2 separate regions of the Homo sapiens genome follow, and region 2 is linked to region 1. A link is an interaction called in ENCODE POLR2A ChIA-PET data of the cell type or tissue named here. Cell type or tissue: MCF 10A. All regions are shown on one strand. Links, peaks and the distances in the headings refer to the core of each region. The heading gives the core; the rest is flanking DNA.

Region 1 (5,370 bases), core at 91-5,090:
GTGCACCTGTAATCCCAGCTACTTGAGAGACTGAGGCATGAGAATCGCTTGAACCCATGAGGCGGAGGTTGCAATGAGCCGAGATTATGCCACTGCATTCCAGCCTGGGTTGTCAGACAGAGTGAGACTGTGTCTCAAAAAAAAAAAAAAGTATTCACTTATGTCCTTAAGAGTTCTTCTTAAATAAGACCTTCCTGTTCCTCAAGTATATTAAGTATTTTATACATGTGTTTTTGCTATTGTGAATGGGATTATTTTCCTCAGGTAGACAGGTATACCGTCAACCAATACTGATTTGTATTTTTTTCTAATATTTTGCTAGCATTTCCTGGAACAGTGTTGAATAGCAATGTTGCTATCAGTGTGTTAACCACGGTAATGTTGGCTGCTATAACAAAGAAGTCCAAAATCAATGTCCTCGATGTAATTGAAGTTTATCCTCACTCATGTATCAGTTAAGCATGTTATTCAGATGGGTGGGCAGCTCTCTTCTACACGGTCATTCCAGAAACTCAAGCTAGGACTCTGTCTTCTTTTTTTTTTTTTTGAGACAGTGTCTTGCTCTGTCAGTCAGGCTAGAGTGCAGTGGCACGATCTTGGCTCACTGCAACCTCCGTCTCCCAGGCTCAAGCAATTCTCCTGCCTCAGCCTCCCGAGTAGCTGGGATTACAGGCGTGTGCCACCACGCCCGGCTAATTTTTGTATTTTTAGTAGAGACGGGGTTTCACCATGTTGACCAGGCTGGTCATGAACTCCTGACCTCATGTGATCCACCCCCCTCAGCCTCCCAAAGTGCTGGGATTACAGGCATGAGCCACCACGCCCGGCCCAGGACTCTTGTCTTCTTGAACACGTGGCTTTCACAGTTCCTCTTTTCATTGCCATTCTGTCCCACAGGAAAAGGGAAGGACACAGAGAAGCACACATACTGAGGTTTTAACCAGCCAGGTCCTGATGGCACGTGTTATGTCCACCCATGCCTCCCAGGGAGACTGGGCAGCCATGGCCCAGCTGCAGCCCTAACTGAAGAAGAAGGGAGCCGTGATTTGGGTGGGCTGGGCCCAGTGCCTGCACTCACCTTCCATTTAATGGAAGGGTCTGTAGTGTTTCACCATCATCTCTACCCTGTGACCTCCCTCTGTTTCTTGTGTCATAAAGGATCAGTTTATTCCTTGGTTACTAACTTTAATAACTACTTATCTTTATATGGCAAGAAAGGCATGTCATTTCATTACCTGATCAACATGTAAAGTATTGAATTGCTTTTTACCAAGCATCACAGTTCTGCCTTATATATTACTCTTGTGTTTGGGGGTCATTCTTGTACTTAGGCTAGATTTTCCCAATGCCTAGGATGTGCCTGGGAAGCAAATATGTTGGAGGATAATCTAATTCCGATTTGTGGAATGCAGGAAGGAGCCCGGAATTGGAGCACCTGGGGTCATGTTCAGACTCACCATTTCTGAGATTGGGGCAGATGCACTGGTTACCCACCGATAACCATTCTGCCCTCTTCTTTCTTGCCAATAGAGAACCCCAGTTATATTTGGGGATCAGGTGGTGATGCGCTGCAGGGTGGGGGCCCCAGCAGTAAATGTTATTGTTCTAGGACTTCATCCTAAAAATCCTGCTTTCCTTGGCAGGGATTAATTTCGAGGTGGGCACATGACCTGCTCTAGCCCAATGAGATATGGCGGGAAGGCTGCAGGGTGGCTTCTGGAAAGGTTTTTTTCTCATACAAAGAGACAAAAAGGAACACACACTGCCACGACAGGGAAAGATAGGTTAAGAGTCAATTCACTGGCAGGGCGTGCTGGTTCACATCTATAATCCCAGCACTTGGCTGAGGCGGGAGGACAGCTTGAGGCCAGGAGTTTGAGACCAGCCTGAGCAACATAGCCAGACCCCATCTCTACAAAAAAAGTTAAAGTTAGCCAGGTGTGACGGTGTGTACCTGTGGTCCCAGCTAGTTGGGAGGTTGAGGCAGGAGAATTGCTTGAGCCCACAAGGTTGAGGCCACAGTGAGCCATGTTTGCACAACTGTCCTCTAGCCTGGGCAACAGAGCAAGACCTTGTCTAAAAAAGAAGAGTCAATTCATCATTGACAGCATGTAAGGCACCAGAATGCTTGGATCTTTTGGGGATGTCACTGAGCCCTTGCAGGAACCAAATGCAGAAATGAGCTCCTTTAGCCCTGGTTTCCCAGCCTTGGCATGCTGTGGCATGGCAGACATTCTGGCTGCGGGTGGGTGGTGGTCTGTGCACTGTAGGATGTTTTCTTTTGTTTAAGAGGCAGGGTCTCACTATGTTGCCCAGGCCAGAGTGCAGGAGCTGTTTACAGATGCAGTCATAGCTCACTACAGCCTCACACAATCCTCTCGCCTTCGCCTCCTGAGTAGCTGGGATCACAGGTGCGCGCCACTGTGCCCAGCTCTCTGTAGGATGCTTATTCCCATCCTGGCCTCCCTGACTTCTGTCCAGTAGATGCCAGTATCACCCCCTCCTCCACCCAAAGTTGTAACAGCCAGAAATGTTTCCACACATTGCCAAATGTCCCCTGGGGGCAAAATTTCCCCAGTTGAGAACCACTGCTGTAGACCTTTGGTTTTGTGAGGCAATACATTGCTTCATTTAAACCTGTATGGCTTGATGGTCTGTTCTTTACAGCCACACATGTCCTAGCTGAGCTCACAACCCTGGACCATCCTCAACCCGAGAGCCAGAGCCTGTTTCTTCTGCAGGCTGACGTGGACGTACTTGTCTGTTGACAGTAAAGGTATTTTGTGCATCCTTAAAAGATGCAGTGTCTTGCAGCTGTTGGAGTGGTTTCTGGCTGGGAGCAGGACGCCTACAGAGCAGTTGCAGAGGACCTTCTGTCTCCCCATGGCGGAGGCACCATTCCAACTACGGAACCTTTGTTGTGTTTTGGAGGGGGTCGTGTGCTTCCAGCACCTGCCGCCTCTGCCAGCCACAGCACTCTGCCTCTTTGTTCTGAGTGCCCGGGACAGAGTTGTATAGCTGCTGCCTTTTGGAGAGAGGAGTCAGCTTTGGGCTTGAATGTATCTGGAGATAGCCCAGCTTTCATGCCATCTTCACATTTCCTGTGTACATGGTTTCTTTTTTTTTTTTTTTTAGATGGCGTCTCACTCTGTCGCCCAGGCTGGAGTGCAGTGGTGCAGTCTCAACTCACTGCAACCTCTGCCTCCCAGGTTCAAGCTATTCTCCTGCCTCAGCTTCCCGAGTAGCTGGGACTACAGGTGCGTGCCACCACGCCTGGTTAATTTTTGTTTTTTGCTTTTTCTATTTTATCTTTTTTTGAGACAGAGTCATACTCTGTCGTCCAGGCTGGAGTGCAGTGGCGTGATCTTGGCTCACTGCAACCTCCGGCTCCCAGGTTCAAGTGATTCTCCTGCCTCAGCCTCCCAAGTAGCTGGGATTACAGATGTGCACCACCACACCTGGCTAATTTTTGTATTTTTATTAGAGATGGGATTTCACCATGTTGGTCAGGCTGGTCTCAAACTCCCGACCTCAGGTGATCCACCTGCCTTGGTCTCCCAGAGTGCTGCGATTACAGGTGTGAGCCACCACGCCCGGCCTAATTTTTGTATTTTTAGTAGAGGCGGGTTTCGCTATGTTGCCCAGGCTGGTCTTGAACTCCTGACCTCAAGTGATCCACCCACCTCGGCCTCCCAGAGTGCTGGGATCATAGGCATGAGCCACCGTGCCCAGCCCCTGTATACACTGTTGCGGCCCCTTCCCACCCAGCTGCCGAGAGATGGTTCTTTCACAGGTCTCCTGCTTCCGTGCAGGTAGCTTATTCCAGGGACAGGGAAGCAGGAGGAAAAAGCACTAGGAGGAAGACCGCAGACTGGATTCAGAACAGGCTATCGTGGAGAGCTGTGTGCTTCGCTGCCGGCCTGAGGCTCTGCGTTCCCCTCCTTGGTGCTCAGGCTGCCCGGCATACGCAGCAAGTGCTGACCCAGCAGGCAGCCCACGTGCGCTTCAGGTGTGGGAGGCTCTGCGGGCTGCGGGGAACAGGATCGCTGTGGGAGGTTGAGCCTGGAGCTCTGAACAGCCACTCTGCGCCCAATCTGCTGTAGCGCTGAGGGTCAGGAAGGCCTCTGGGAGTTCTCTAGAAGAAGGCGCTGGGGAGGAGGAGTTAACATCTCATTTCATTAGAGCATGCCAGTTCTGTTCTGGGTGTGACTTTTGAAGAATATTGAGTTCTACCAGTAGAACTTTGGGGACTGAAACCTGTTGAGGATTTGTAGTAAGACTGTGTCCCGAAGGCGTTCTTCCTTTTCTTCTGTCTCTGACTTTAACAAGCAGGTTTCCCTATAAGCTTTGGTGTTTGTTAAACAGATCATTTGTATGTGCAATAAAATATGTTTAAAAATTAGAAAAATAACATCTCCCGATACTATGTTATTTTATATTTTTAATGGTATGATTACTTTTATTTGATTTTCTGGTTTGTGATGATAAATGCATAAGAATGGCAGTGTTCTCTGCATCATGTACATTTCAAGGTGTAGACTGTGTTCTGAAGGGAGAGTCGGCCCCACATCCTTACCTTCTTTTCCTGTGGTTTATTGCAGAACTCAGCTGCCTTCACCTCCTCCTGCCATTTTTCATCACTTCTGAGACTGTTAGCTCTTAGACCCCCCAAATAGAACAGTTTCCTTTGTGAGCCCCTATTATATGCTTGCCACCATTGTTTTTCAAACCTAGGATCCTCCAAACTCAGTGCCACTCAGCCTCTTCTACTGATGAAGAAACTGGAGTTCAAAGGCTTGCTTGCAGCTTCCCAGGTGTATGACGAGTATTTCAGGTCGGCCAGCGCCTTGTGAAGCCCACACTCCAGGGTTGAGGGCAACATGTAACAATGTCAGGGAAGGCTGAGGAAGTGCTGTGCCATCGCAAAAGAATAAAATATAAGTCTAGAAATGCGGAAGGTACTGTACAGCATCACAGCTACCTAAACTTCCTCTATGGGAAGACAGGGAAAGTAGGCGTTAGTGGCAAGACAGAGTGGCTTTGAGTCTAAGTGTCATAATAAACTCTGACGGGGAAAAATAAGGGGCAGCATTTGCACATGTGTGCTGCAGATTACCCGCTGTGAGGCAGCGGTGAGTTTGTTGCCTTGTGTTTTAAAAAGTAATTTTCTGGGCCGGGCGTGGTGGCTCACACCTGTAATCCCAGCACTTTGGGTGGCCAAGGCAGGTGGATCACTTGAGGTCAGGAGTTTGAGACCAGCCTGGCCAACGTGGTGAAACCTTGTTTCTACTAAAAATACAAAAATTAGCTGGGCGTGGTGGCGGGCGCCTGTAATCCCAGCTACTTGGGAGGCTGAGGCATGAGAATTTC
Region 2 (5,370 bases), core at 184-5,183, 270 kb after region 1:
GCTTGTGGGTGATAGAAATATTTATCTTCATTGTCAAAAATAATATGGGAGAAATTTCCCTTTCCTGTCTTCCTGAGCACGGCTGGAATCATCCCCTTAGCATTTACTCTGCAAAGTGGCATCTCACCGTCTCTTCTCTCTTTAGATCTTTAGTTGTTTGAGTGGTTGCCTTAGCGTTTGGGAGGAGGACGGAGGCTGTGGTTTCTGGAAACTCCGGCCCTTTGGCTTCTCTCTGAATGTGTTGACTCCGTGGGAAACTGGCTGTTCTGTGCATGTGGGGGTAACCTTTGTATTTCAGTTTGTTTTTCTGCATTGGTGTGAGGCAGTCACTTCACTGAGGAGTTGAGCTGGAGTTGTGCCTTGCAGCCTGGCCTGGAGACTTCTGTTGTGTATGTGAGCGCTTGTTTTTATCCAACAGTCGCTGCTTGCCTGCAGCTGCGAAGTATGTGTGTGTCTCCAGATCTCCCCGGTTGAGAAGGGAGGGCCTCTCTGAGGAGTCGACATTTGAGGAGAAACTTGAATGAAGGAAAGGAAGGAGCCATTTGGAGATTGTGGGGAAGAGCATGCCAGGGAGAGGGAACAGCAGATAAGAAAGCGCAGGGCCGTGGGGGCTTCGTGCTGTTTGGCCAAGAGCCTCTTCCTCCTGTCTCGCTGGTCTGCAGCGGGAAGAGTGTCCGAATGAGCCCACTCATGCCTTTGGCTCTTCTAGGCCAGCAGGGATTTCAGGGTTGCAGGGAGCCCTTCGGAACTTCCTTCTCTTCCTGTGGCGCCCCTCACCGTGCTCCCAATCCCGTGTCTGTGTGCATCCCTGGTGTGGCCTTTCTCACTTACACCCAGCCAGTGGTCTTTGATGTTTATGACAAGAGGCCGAAGCTCTTCATATTTTCAGATGAAATGGAGTTTTCTTTCTCATGGAGCTCAGTTATCCATCGTCCCTTTGTCCTTTTGCTCCTGAGAATACATGTGTCTGCTCCATGCTGCGCCAGCCCAGTCATGGAACTCAATGTTTCTGCAGTTTCCCTCCGAACATTTCCAGTTGCCCAAAGGCATTCGTGGTTTCACAAATTTTACTGAAGGTTTAGTATGGAGACGGCAGAGAGTTGCATCTTGTACTCCATTGCAAACAATGGAAAATCCTCCTTCGATGCTACTCTGTAGGTTACCCCTAGGTTACCCCTCAGTGGGTGCCACCCCTTAGAGATCGCTCTCACTCTGGGAGTGGTCAGAGAGGAGCGCAGGGCTGTCCATGTCCCTCCCACATGGCTGCTGCCTCCTCCTTCCTGACTGCAGCCTTGGGCTGGGAGCTCCCGTCTTCCTCCCTGGTCACAGCTTGGGAAATCGTCTCCTATTACATGTTTTAAAAATTGAGGTGAAATTCACATAACATAAAATTAACCATTTAAAAGTGTACAATTCAGGCGTCCAACATGGTGAAACCACGTCTCTACTAAAAATATAAAAAATTAGGTGTGGTGGTGCACGCCTGTAGTCCCAGCTACTTGGGAGGCTGAGGTGGGAGGATCGCTTGAACCCAGGAGGTGGAGGTTGCAGTGAGCCAACATCATATGACTGGACTCCAGCCTGGGCAACAGAGGGAGACTCGGTCTCAAAACTAAATAAATACATAAAAGTGTACAATTCAGTAGCATTTAGTACATACACAATGTTGTACAATCACCACGTCTATCTAGTGAAAAATATTTTACTCTTGAAAAATGTCTAAATCATCCCCAAAGAAAATGCCATACTTCATTAGAATTCACTGTCTATTCCTCTCCTCGCAGCCCCTGGCAACCACCCATGGGACTGGGCTGATACAGTGGGGCACACACATGGCACATGGGACATCTGTACATTGGACTATTCTTCAACCATTTAAAAAAAATGGGCCAGGTGCTGTTGCTCAGGTTGGTAATCTCAGCACTTTGGGAGGCCAAGGAAGGAGAATCACTCAAGGCTGGGAGTTTGAGACTAGCCTGGGCAACATAGAAAGAACCCATCTCTACAAAAAAAATTAAAAAATCAGCCAGGTGTATGGTGCATGCCTGTGGTCCCAGCTACCTGGGGGGCTGGGGTGGGAGGATAGCTTGAGCCTGGGAGGTCCAGGCTGCAGTGAGCCATATCTCGCCACTGCACTCCAGCCTGTGTGACATAGTGAGACCTTGTCTCAAAAAAAAAAAAAAAAAAAACAACTCTGTTTTTGAGATGGAGTCTTGCTCTGTCACCCAGGCTGGAGTGCAGTGGCATGATCTCGGCTCACTGCAACCTCTGCCTCCCAGGTTCAACCAATTTTCCTGCCTCGGCCTCCTGAGTAGCTGGGATTACAGGCACCCACCACCACGCCTGGCTAATTTTTTTTTTTGTATTTTTAGTAGAGATGGGGTTTCGCCATATTGGCCAGGCTGGTCTCGACCTGCTGACCTCAGGTGATCCACCCGCCTCGGCCCCGCAAAGTGCTGGGATTACAGGCGTGAGCCACCACGCCCACCAAAAAAGGTAGTTCGGATCTGTGCTACAACATGAATGAATCTTGGACATTATGCAACTTCATATAAATGCAGTCACATAATATGTGGCCTTTTGTATCTTTTTTTTTTTTCATTTAACATAATGTTTTCTTGGAGGTCCAGCCACACTGCGGCATGTATCAGAATGCATGTGGCGAGTATACTATCTCTGTATGGCTAGACCATATTGTGTTCCTCCATTGGTCTATTGATGGACATTTGAGTTGTTTCTTCCTTTTGGCTATTGTGGGTAATGCTGCTATGAACATTTGTGTAGAAGTGTTTGTTGAGTCCCTGCTTTCACCTGTTTTGGATATATTCCTAGGAGTAGAATTGTGGGGTCATTATTGCATTTTAATTAGAAGGACTCTCTACTCTCTGAAATGTGTTGGTGACATCATTGTCTGTGGCTTTTTGAGGATTCCTGTCCATCATTTCACATTTTCTGAATTCTCCAGTTTCACCTACTTGAAGGTCTCCCATAGAACCACTCATGGACTCCAAGGTGCCTGTTGTGAAGGCCTTGACCCCTCTCACATGCTGCTCTTGTTTTGCACTGAAATACTAAATAAGAGGAACAGTGCTTTGCCGTTGTCGGGGGCTGAGGGGGAAGGAGGAGACAGAGATGGGGTGAAGCTGTCCTTTTTTTTTTTTTGAGATGGAGTCCTGCTTTGTCGCCCAGGCTGGAGTGCAATGGCGCAATCTGGGCTCACTGCAACCTCTGCCTGCCTGCTTCAAGCGATTCTCCTGCCTCAGCCTCTCGAGTAGCTGGGATTACAGGTGCATGCCACCACACCCGGATAATTTTTTGTGTTTTAGTAGAGATGGAGTTTCACTATGTTGCCCAGGCTAGTCTTGAACTCCTGAGCCCAGGCAATCCACCTGCCTTGGCCTCCCAAAGTGCTGGGATTATAGGCATGAGCCACTGTGCTTGGCTGAAGCTGTCGTTCTTTAGCTGCCGTTGGACCCTCCCTTGCCAGCAGAATCAGAGTCATTGCTGTAAGACCAGTGACCTGGAGCAGCCCTGTGAGGGAAGGAAGGTCTGTGCTACCACCTGTGGCTCTTGGGTCAGGCAGAGGAGTCTGATGAGAGTGTCCTCTGCTAATCAGAGTGTGAACTTGAGCCTGTAAGAGGGTGGAGTCTATTATAGATGGACAGGGCAGCTACGGAGCCCACTGCTCCTGGGCCTCCCAAAGTCTCCTTCTCGTCCCATTGCCCTCATCTCTGTGCTCCATTCTCCCTCCTCCAGACTTCATGCTCTAGGAAACCAGATTAATTTTGTAGTTAACCCAACCTCCAAAGGCAGCTTCTGGGCTGAGGCCTCTCCCAAGGATGTTCTTGGGTTGTGTAGGCTGCCAGGTGGTGCTAGACTTAAGTCTATCTCAGAGCCAGCCCCTGGTTGTCCCTTTTCGTGCCCTTTCCCCTCCACCCTCAGGCAGTTGAGCTTGCTGAGGCATCAGGCTCTATACCTTAGTGGGAGTCAAAGCTGGTTTGCTAGCTTTCCAAGGAACAACTCCAGCCTCCTGCCTTCCCTGCATCCCCCTCCAATTAAAATACAGACCCGGGTCAGCAGTGGCTCAGGCCTGTCATCCCAACATTTGAGAGGCCGAGGTGGGTGGATTGCTTGAGGCTAGGAGTTTGAGACCAGCCTGGCCAACATGGTGAAACCCCGACTCTACTAAAAATACAAAAATTAGCCGGGTGTGGTGGCGCAAGCCTGTAATCCCAGTTACTCAGGAGGCTGAGGCGTGAGAATTGCTTGAACCTGGGAGGTTGGAGGTTGCAGTGAGCCAAGATTGTGCCGCTGCACTCCAGCCTGGGTGACAGAGGGAGACTCAGTCTCAAAAAAACAAAACAAAACAAAACAAAAAAAACCACAGACCTGAAATTTAGCTGGGGCTATGTCTGGTCCTGCACATACAACAGCAAATGACGTGGACAGTCTCTGAACTCAGACCCTAGAGTCTAATGGAAGATTCAGAAAAGCGTGTGTTCCAATTAATAAAATACTTACACATTCTGAGAAAAACTGTGTGGGAAATGAACAGTGTGCTGAGATAATGACTCACTGGGATGTGGGGGCTGCTTTGGGTAAGAAGGAGCCAGTCACTCCTTCTATATGATCTGGATGTAATCCTTCCTTCTGGAGTTTTTTCAGGTCCTTTTTCTTTTATGTTCAGAAATTTCATGAGGATGTATCTTAGTTTTTTTTTTTTTTTGAAATGGAGTCTCGCTCTGTCACCCAGGCTGGAGTGCAGTGGCTCGATCTCGGCTCACTGCAAGCTCTGCCTCCCGGATTCACGCCATTCTCCTGCCTCAGCCTCCCGAGTAGCTGGGACTACAGGCGCCTGCCACCACGCCCGGCTAATTTTTTGTATTTTTAGTAGAGATGGGGTTTCACCATGTTAGCCAGGATGGTCTCAATCTCCTGACCTCGTGATCTGCCGCCTTGGCCTCCCAAAGTGCTGGGATTACAGGCATGAGCCCACTGCGCCTGGCCAGGATGTATCTTAGTTCTTAATGTAGATCTTTGTTCATTCATTCAATCTGATGCTTTTTAAGCCCTTTCAATTTGGAAATTCAGGTCCCCTTTTAGTTCTGGAAAATCTACTTCAATTTTTTTTTTTTTTTTTTTTTTGAGATGGAGTCTTGCTCTTGTTGCCCAGGCTGGAGTGCAGTGGCACGATCTCAGCTCACTGCAACCTCTGCCTCCCAGGTTCAAGTGATTCTCCTGCCTCAGCCTCCCAAGTAGCTGGGACTACAGGCGTGCACCACCATGCCCAGCTAACTTTTGTATTTTTAGTAGAGATGGGGTTTCACCATGTTGGACAGGCTGGTCTCGAACTCCTAACCTCAGGTGATC

What was found. ChIA-PET counts read pairs that join two places held together with the same protein. Peaks named below come from ENCODE experiments on the same cell type or tissue, not always from the same donor. Only the 100,000 strongest peaks of a DNase experiment are listed, where the experiment ranks them.
Region 2: POLR2A ChIA-PET joins it to region 1 with 8 read pairs; 2 of 35 experiments call an interaction of 5 or more read pairs at or near these places.

Annotation. Positions count from the first base shown.
Region 1 is chr21:36,180,750-36,186,119 of GRCh38, forward strand. The region is part of intron 2 of DOP1B (DOP1 leucine zipper like protein B); the gene reads left to right. LOC124905016 (a long non-coding RNA gene) reads left to right here and starts at 3,215. Exons shown (of 2, transcript XR_007067855.1): 1 at 3,215-3,257; 2 at 3,813-4,408. In MCF 10A, for the core only: no CTCF peak of the experiment used is centred there; a DNase peak (open chromatin) is centred at 2,562.
Region 2 is chr21:36,446,182-36,451,551 of GRCh38, forward strand. All of the region lies in intron 2 of CLDN14-AS1 (CLDN14 antisense RNA 1), which reads left to right. Among named protein-coding and RNA genes, the nearest start is that of CLDN14-AS1, 19 kb to the left of the region's middle. In MCF 10A, for the core only: no CTCF peak of the experiment used is centred there; no DNase peak of the experiment used is centred there.